Linked DNA regions of Homo sapiens: regions 2 and 3 are each linked to region 1. The links are chromatin contacts, found by Hi-C or POLR2A ChIA-PET in ENCODE. All regions are on one chromosome and are shown on one strand. The core of a region is the stretch at or near the end of the contact, and the rest is flanking DNA. Distances in the headings are between cores, read along the strand shown.

Evidence for each region. A loop is a pair of places that touch in the nucleus more often than their neighbours do. ChIA-PET counts read pairs that join two places held with the same protein, here RNA polymerase II (POLR2A). Pooled maps may share reads with other maps.
Region 2: a map of naive thymus-derived CD4-positive, alpha-beta T cell shows a loop between it and region 1 (2.4-fold over the local background). The contact joins the enhancer-like site here to the promoter of MRPL33 in region 1. A Hi-C loop is called at or near these places in 1 of 168 maps with a recorded cell type or tissue (naive thymus-derived CD4-positive, alpha-beta T cell) and 9 of 50 pooled maps. POLR2A ChIA-PET finds 5 or more read pairs at or near these places in 2 of 52 experiments (A549 and B cell).
Region 3: a map of CD4-positive, alpha-beta memory T cell shows a loop between it and region 1 (7-fold over the local background). The contact joins the promoter of PREB here to the promoter of MRPL33 in region 1. A Hi-C loop is called at or near these places in 1 of 168 maps with a recorded cell type or tissue (CD4-positive, alpha-beta memory T cell) and 1 of 50 pooled maps.

Annotation. Positions count from the first base shown.
Region 1 is chr2:27,770,365-27,773,209 of GRCh38, forward strand. It overlaps MRPL33 (mitochondrial ribosomal protein L33), which reads left to right and starts at 1,355. Exons shown (of 4, transcript NM_004891.4): 1 at 1,355-1,435; 2 at 2,310-2,328. The coding sequence starts at 1,414. RefSeq lists enhancers at 997-1,116, 1,350-2,166, 1,407-1,536.
Region 2 is chr2:28,452,662-28,455,506 of GRCh38, forward strand. No RefSeq gene overlaps it. Among named protein-coding and RNA genes, the nearest start is that of PLB1, 42 kb to the right of the region's middle. RefSeq lists an enhancer at 1-96. Within about 2 kb of position 1,395, at least 2 of the 41 ENCODE cell types and tissues checked have a DNase peak (open chromatin) inside an H3K27ac peak, as active enhancers do.
Region 3 is chr2:27,133,258-27,136,102 of GRCh38, forward strand. It overlaps PREB (prolactin regulatory element binding), which reads right to left and starts at 1,379. Exons shown (of 9, transcript NM_013388.6): 1 at 1,030-1,379; 2 at 275-464; 3 at 1-80. The coding sequence starts at 1,164. RefSeq lists a silencer at 1,098-1,197 and enhancers at 1,136-1,792, 1,268-1,317.

The DNA.
Region 1 (2,845 bases), core at 105-2,604:
AGAAACCTTATCCTCTTGAACATCTGAAGCTCTTTTTTGCCAATGCAAGGTAAGGAAGGATTTCGGCACCTGGAAGGTACTCAGTAGCTGGAGTCCGGTTATGGGAAGATAAATATCAAGAATGATTAGAAGGAAAAAAAGTATTATAGGTACTAAGGAGAAGGACGGTCTTAATTTAAAAAATTGAATTGTATTGTATGGAGAGCTGATTTTTTTCCTCCTCATCTTCTTTGTGATGGCACAGAGAGCTGAATTTTCTTTAAAACAGTTTTATTACTTTTTTTTTTTTTTTTTTTTGAGACGGAGTCTCACTTTGTCGCCCAGGCTGGAGTGCAGTGGCGCTATCTCGGCTCACTGCAACCTCCGCCTCCCGGGTTCAGCTAATTTTTGTATTTTTAGTACAGGCGGGATTCCGCGACGTTGGCCAGGCTGGTCTCAAACTCGTGACCTCAAGTGATCTGCCTGCCTCAGCCTCCCAAAGGGCTGGGATTACAGGCGTGAGCCATGCGATTAAATCTTATTTCACATCTGTAAGACTTCATATGTAGATACAAATCACGGATTAGGAAAAAAATCCAAAAGTCCTGATTATTAGTTGCGAAATGAGGTTACTGACGAGGTCCTTGGTGTTAGAGGAGCCCAGGTTCCTTACAGAGCCATGAAAAATTAATGATTGCAAACTGGTAGGTCCCAATGTCTACTGGGAAAGGCATGAGTCTTTGGAGTCAGATAAAATCTAGGTTTAAATTCTTACTCTGCCACCTGGTAGTTCTGTGATATTAGGCACGTGATGTGAATGCTCTCAATCTGTTATTTGGCTTCTATGTCAGGAACTGTGCTAGGTGTTTGGATACAGAAGTTTGAGATGCAAAGGGTCCTGCCCTCCTAGAGATTGGGATAACTAAGGAAAGGTGGGGTTCTTAATGCCGAAGGGACTCAGAAGAGTGAGAGTAAGGCTTAACCAGGCGGAGAGGGAGTTGGGTCGGGGGAGGCAACATTTTAAGAAAATATGCGAGGGGCTGATACGCTGGAGCGGCCGAAGTACAATACACAGTTGTTCTTGTGGGTCTAATGCAGGTGGTTGCGATTATTTCGTGAAACAAATATGGAAAGCACCTAACGCTGAAAGCACTTGACCCAGAAATAGGAGTCAGGGCCGGGGCGCGAACCCTGAGCTGTAAATCCCTTTCCAGAATGATGAGGATTCCAACCTCCAGCACGACAAAAGCAAAACACACTCGCTCTGAGAAACCGAGGAACGAGCCAGACGACTGGAGGCAGGTTCCAGGCGGGGGGCGTGGCCTCGGGCGACTGCCGGATGTCCTCTTCCAGAACCGGGCCGTGCCCCGGAAGCAGTTGTTGTTGGTTGGGGGCCTTTTGGCCGGTGACGGAGACTGCCCAGGTGTGGTCACCATGTTCCTCTCCGCGGTCTTCTGTAAGTGGGGCTGGAGACGCCGGTAGGGGTTACGGCGAGGGTTAGGGGGCCGTGACAGGCAGGGCCCCGGAATGATGCGGGGAAGGATGTGCGAACAGGACGGGAAGCTGCAGCTGCGTACTTTTCCAGGCCTTCAGGACCACAGCGTCCGGCATGCCCCGCGGCGCGCCTCCCTGCGCGGACCTGTGGGTGCCTGAGAAGGGGTCTGCGGTGTCTGGATTCAATTGCCGTCCTCACGGACCGTTGAGTCTGGCTGTGGGGCGTTTTTCTCCAGCCCGTGTTAGGAGAATCTTTGTCCGAAGGACCTCAGAATTTGCAGCCCACCTATTTCGAACTCTAAAAATAAGGAAACCGCTCCCGAGAGGGGCAATGAATTGCCTGAGTAATGCGGCAGGGCAGTTAAAGAAGTCCTCGGGCTCCCGAGTCAGTGCTCTTCTTTACCCTTGGCTGACTTCCCAGTTAGATTTAGTATCTGGTTTTCACCACATGTGATGGTTGTTGTAATTTGCAAAGGTTAAACTTGTCAAACAAGAAGCTTGCTGCAGCGCGAATACTTGCACCTTAGAAGAGGGAAAAAATGGAGCAGGTATTACTTTAGAAAGATTTAAAAGGTAGCCAGTCCAACAGTCATGAAATTATGCAAAATATTAAATCTAGAATTGTGTTGGTCTGATTGGATCTTTTAACCTTCCTTCTATAAAATCCTAAGGGGATCCCTAATAGATAGGGAATAGTTACTTGAGTGACACCTCATGGCATATTTCATAAGTTAAATATTTTTGGTTATTACTGATATTTATATGAACTTTGCATAAGAAAGAGAATACATTTATATTTTTATTTTCTTTTCCAACCCTTCCTGTCTACAAAAAAGTTGCCAAGAGCAAGTCAAAGTAAGTAAAGATTTTTCCTTTTTTAAACGTCACTTGTTTATGTTGGATTTGTTAGTCTAGCTGCTCCCAGTACATCCTTATATGAAATTAAGCATTGGGCCTTGATTTCCTAAGAGTTGGTTTGTGGATTACTTAGTTGATTATTTTTTCTTTATGAACTCTTTCAAAAATATTTTCCCTCCTGCTGAACTGAGCTACTTCTGTGAGCATTGAAATACTTGAAGGAACCTTTGCTGCTTTTCTAGTCCCAGGATTTGTGAGCTCACTGTCTGTTTCTAAACAAACCATTGGGCTGTGCTGTATTTGGACTACCACCATATTTCCATTTCCTCAAATCGAGGACCAGGGGCCATGTGTCTGGAGCTCACTACGGGAATCCAGAAGAACAAACTCTGCTTTGATTAAATCATAGTCTGTTTTAATGAGTTTTGTAATCCTTTGCATTCATGGTATAAGCATTTCAAAAATAGCCAAGATTAAAGATTCCATGCTGTACCAGAGAGACTAGAACTACCAA
Region 2 (2,845 bases), core at 145-2,644, 680 kb after region 1:
CCCTCTAGTGTCTGCCCCTCTCAGGTACAGGGTGCCTTGGGCCAATCTCTGAACCTAGAATTGACCTTCCAAACCGGGCCATTCCTAAGCATGAGGTGGACTCTGTTGACAATGATGCTGGGCAGCAGACGCAAAAAGAGACTGGGCCAGCTGTCTTTTCACTCCACTCAGGTCAGAAGTGCCCCCTCCCCACTCCACTGTGGTCCCCAGAACCATCTCTGGGAACCACCCCATTTGTAAATGAGATAATGCATGTGACGTGCTTAGCAAGGGGCTGGGAGAGTAGGGGACCAGTGACTATGTGGTCAATGAACAGCTATTAGCTCCACTAGGTAGAAGCAATGATCTGTTTGGTCCTGTGCTGGGGGCTCGTTTCCAGGGGGGAGGACAGAGAAGCTCTGTCCAGTGCTGCTGAGGCAGGAATGAGGACTCCATGTTCGGAGTCTGGCACGGAGCAGGAGGGTGATTTGATGGCTCGGTGTGTGTTGGCTGCAAGAGCAAATGCAAAACGTCAGCCTGAGATTAATCAAGACATCCTTCCACTTACCGTTTCGGGTCTTGTTGGGGAGTTTGGAAGGAAAACTGCCTTTCCAGCAAGATGTTTTGACATGATGCCTTTTCCCTGGCATGCGTTGTCTCCTTCTCCCCACCCATCCCCTTCGCCACAGCTTTAGGGATGACCTCTGCCCTGCTGGGTGCCCTTGATGACTAACACAGCAAGTGTGTGGACCGCCACCTGTCCTGGCCTCACCCACCTTCACCCTCCATTTCTTCATGACTGCCCCCGTGGCTTCTAGGGGGAAGGCCCCAGACAGGTTTGCTAAACTACTGACTCCCAGGGCTCCCTGACAGGGCCTGATGCAGGGTGGCCAGCGGTTGTGACCCCTAGACCAGGTGGGTCCCAGCACAGGGACCTGAGCCCCACCCTCAGGGAGCTGGCGGCTACACGGGGAGCGGTCACCTGTACAGATAAATCTAGTGGAAAGCCCCCATGGCCAGAACCAGGGCGGAGGGCCTGGGGCAGGCTCTGGAGTATAGAAGAGGGAAGGCGCCTTTGGAACAGACAGCAGAGAGAAGAGCCTGCAGGATGAGTGCGAAGGATTGCTGTGGACAGAGGTGGGCCAGGGCTCAGCTCGAGGGCTCCCAGGGAAAGGAGCCTGGGGTGGCCTGGGCACCGTGTGTGTGTGTGTGTATGTGTGTGCGCGCGCGTGCATGTGCGTGTGCATAGGTATGATTCAGGGAGACATAAGGGACTTTGGCAAAGTCAGGAGGATGTGGGGGCTAAGCAAACACCACTTTGAAGACTTCTCTTTGGCATGGGGTGTGACAAGCCAGGTCTGGTGCCTTGTTGAGGAAAGGGAGAAAACTCTGAGTTGGTTTTTGTGTTCCTCAAACCAGTTTGCCCACATCCTTGGCATCATCTGTGCCCTGTGAAGGGCCCGCTTGGAGCCATGCATGTCTGGGCCTGAGGGTGGCGGTGCCTACGTGAGGCCCTGCGGTCTCTTCAGGAGCTCCCCGAGAGGGGCACTTGGCCACTGTTGGAGCTGAGAGGGGCCTGGCCCAGCTCACCCGCCTCTCCTGCTTCTCACCCAGCCCCTGCTGCTGAGAGCTCTGGCAGCCTCCGTGTGCACAGCAGGCCTGGGCTCAGTCACAGGTAGCTCTTCTGTCTGCTCCACGGTGGCTCTCCTCAGGGCCTTGGCTCTCATGTGAGGCTTCCAGCTGCTGCTCACACTCAGAGCTTTGCATGACCAGCAACACACAGGCAGATAAGAGCATTGGGTCTAGGGCGAGAAAATCCTGGGTTCAAGATCAGGCTCTGCCATTTACCAGCTATGTGGCCTCAGGCAGGTTGAACTCTTTGAGCCGCAGTTATCTCATCTGTAAATTGGGGATAATAACACTTAATGGTACTTATCTCATGGGGTTGTCATGAGGATCAAATGAGATGATGTGTGTGTAAACACCTTACAGAGGGCTCCACTAATGGAAGGCATTATTATTGCTGTTTCCATACCACACGACACTCACCCAAGAATGGAAGTTCATGTTCTGACTGTCAATGACGTGTCCAGCATTCCTCCTGTGCTCATTTCATAACTATTCGTTGAGCCTCCTTGGTGCCAGGCACTGTTCTAGACTCTTGGGCCATAAAAATCAATAAAACACAAGATCCCTGCCTCCTTACGGCTGACCTTCTAGGGGAGAGACTTTCACATACCCCAATCTACTTAGCACACATTCCAACCTCTCTCTGGCATCTGCAAACTCAAGTCTGCAAGGTGAAGCAACATCCTAAGCTGCTAGGAACTCTCTCCATAAGTACTCATCCAGATGGCCTGGTGATACGGACAGGAGACAGGGAAATACTGGGTAGAAGAGGGTGGCTCCTGGCAAAGGCCCCACCCTCAAGCCTGAAGACCCACGGCCCTAAATGAGGACAGGCATTCCTGTTTTTGAGCGGAAAAAGTTGCCTTTTGGCCTGCCACACCCCCTATCCTGCACCCATATAAACCCTGAACCCCAGGCTTCAGAAACAGACGAGCAAGCCAGCAGACCAGCAGACGGACAGTGGAACGATGCAGTAGAGAAAGAGAGAGGAGGAGGAACATCTGAACATGGAGAGGAGTTTGACTGGGGACGGTCAGAGAGGAGTCCGGCTGCTGGGCTCCTGACTCCAGGGGAAGATCACCTTCCTACTCCATACCCCCCTTCTGGCTCCTCATCCGTCCCACTGAAAGCTACCTCTACCATTCAATAAAACCTCGCATTCATCCTTCAAGCCCATGTGTGACCCAGTTTTTCCGGGATGCTGGATAAGAGCTTGTGATACAGAGAGCTGTCACAC
Region 3 (2,845 bases), core at 129-2,628, 640 kb before region 1:
CTCGTGCTGGGTTTCCGCTCCACATTTCTTCTCTGCTGGGGCTGCTCCCTTCCTTTGTCGAGGCCCCTGCTCCTTGGAACCTGTAACACAAACACTTGGCCAGGTTCCAGGCTTCTACAGTAAGGAGTACTGGCCCCTCTCTCCATGGCAGGTGCCCATACAACTTCTAGCTTGCTACCAAAACCCTACTTCCAGACCCACTTCTTTAGAGACACCAAGAGTGACCTTACTCGTTCAACCCTTTCCCCAAGGGGGTAGAGAGGGAGCTCCTCACCGGCCTTCTCTGCCTTGTTGCCCTGCTGTTGATGTGCCTGGAAGCGCAGGAGCTGACAGTGGGCATCCTGCCCTGCAGCAAGGATGTCACCAGCCAGTGCCAAGTTCATGGTGGCCCGTGTCTCTGTGTCATGGGAGTGCAGCAAGGAGGCACTCAAGCGCCCATTAATCAGCTCTAGCTGCAGAAAGTGCTGTGGGAGGGGGAACCCGGATGAGCAAGTTCAGGGGTGCCCAGAGAGCACGTTTAGGGAAGAGTCTGATGTCTTACCCCTTTGCTTTCTGCACGTTCTAGTTCACAAGGGTTTCTCGAGTCTTTTTTCTCTCATTTGGGCCTCACAAATCTACACAGTGAGCAGGACTGGGATTATTACCTCTATTTTACAGAACAGGGTGAAGCTCAGGAGAGGGAAGGAACTTAGCCTAAACCCAAATGCACCACTCTCGCCGCTGCTAGAGGGCAGGCAAGACCTCCCGGAAAAGGCCAGTATAAGACCCCTGGAGCTGCTCTGAGGCGGAGCTGAAGCGTTCCTGGCGACTCTGCAGCTGTGTGCAGTTTTCACTTTACCTTAAAAGCCTCTCCTCCGCCCGCTGAGTTCTCGACTGAAATTCGCCCCTGGGCGTCAGGCAAGCGGGTCTTCCCAACAGAAGTGGGCAGGGCCCGAAGCTGGAGTGTGGCCCGCCCCGCGACCCCCCGGCCACCCTGGAATCGCCGCCAGCCCGCAGCAAGACCCAGCCCCAGTGGCCCTGCGCTCTCACCACGCCATTCTTTATGCCTGTCTTGGCGGCGCCTCCTCCGCCCGCAGCGATGAGCAGCCCAGTGCTGGGGTCGACCTGAAGCGCGTACAACGGGAACGGAGCCCGGTACAGCTCTGGCGCCCGGCGCCGGCCCATCCCGCCCGGCGCGCGTTCACTGCCCGCACCGCGGCACCCAGGACATGCCGCGCCGGGCCTTCGACTACTGCCCCGGCGGCTGGTGAACTCGGCCCCGTCGCCGCCGGGAGCACTCCCTACCCCTCTCACACCGGGGAGTTGCCAAAACCCTGACCATCAGCAGGAAGCCGAGCCTCAGCTCGGCTCCGTCCAAGTCGGTCTCGCAGACGCGCACTGCGCATGCGCACCTGTCTCGCGGCTCCCTCCGCGCAGGCGCAGGAGCGCCGACACGCGTCAGCACTAGCCGGCCGCGGGGCCGCGTTTCCCGGGGCGGGGCTTCGGTTCTCCACCCCTGGCGCGGAGGCAGAGTCGCCCAGCACCGACTTCGCCATTTTTGTGCGGGGCGCGGGGCGCGGGCGGAGGAGGTGGAGCCAATGGAGGTTGATGAAGGTCAACCTTTAATAAAGAAATCCGACTCGCGCCTGTAATCCCAGCACTTTGTGAGTCCTAGGCGGGCGGATCAGGAGTTCGAGACCAGCCTGACCAACATGGAGAAACCCCGTCTCTACCAAAAATACAAAGGGCGTGGTGGCGTGCGCCTGTAATCCCAGCTACTCGGGAGCCTGAGGCAGGAGAATCACTTGAACCTGGGAAGTAGAGGTTGCAGTGAGCCGAGATCGCGCCATTGCCATTGCTCTTCAGCCTGGGCAACAAGCAACAAGAGTGAAACTCCGTCTCAAAAAAAAAAAAATCCTCTGCCAGGCACGGTGGTTCATGCCTGTAATCCTCCTGTAATCCCAACACTTTCGGAAAGTCCGAGAGAGGAGGATGGCTTGAGCCCAGGCTTTCGAGACAGCCTGGGCAACATGGGGATCCGTCCCTACGAAATATTTAAAAATTAGCCAAACATCGTGGCACCTGTGGGCCCAGGTGCCCAGGAGGCTCAGGCGGGAGGATCACTTGAGACTGGGAGGTCGAGGCTGCGCTGGACCACCAGTGATGTCACCACTGCACTCCAGCCCCTGGGCAACAGAGCTAGACCCTGTCTCTCACACACATAAAATCCTCAAATAAGGACTGTTCCCATCTGAGGAGTGATATGCCAACTCCTAGGAGCACAGGCCTTTGCATCTTACCTCAGAGAGGAAGTGATTTGCCCGAGGGCACACACCAGAAACCACCGGAGTCTCTTGCTTCTTAACGGAGGCAGCATGAACTTAAAAATAAACCTGACTTCAAATGCTGAATCCATTGCTTCCTCGTATGAGGACACGTCTGTCATCCTTAACGCCTATCGCCCACTTTTGGCAGGGGTGGTGTCTGCCATTCCCTTTCTCAAGGCTTCACACTCCTGGGCTGGTGGCTTGGTGGGTGGCCAGCTGCTTTGCTGGCCTCAGAGGGGGCAGTTTGGCTCCCGGGCAGGTATCTTCTGCGCCTGACACTCCATTCTCCCTCGGGTTTCTGATCTGATGAGGACCTTTGTGCACTCCTGAGAGCGAGCACAAGGGATGTCCTTCCCTGCAAAGAGACGCCCTCTCCTGCATTCTCATTAACCTAAGGTGCACCCAGAGGAATAGCGCAGTGGCTTCATCTTTGGGGATGCCAATATCTGTCCCACAGAGTTGAATTAGATGTGTGAAGGGCCTGGCCAAGCTCTCTGCATATCTCAAGTCCCCAGGCCTTGTGGGTCCCTTGTCCTCCT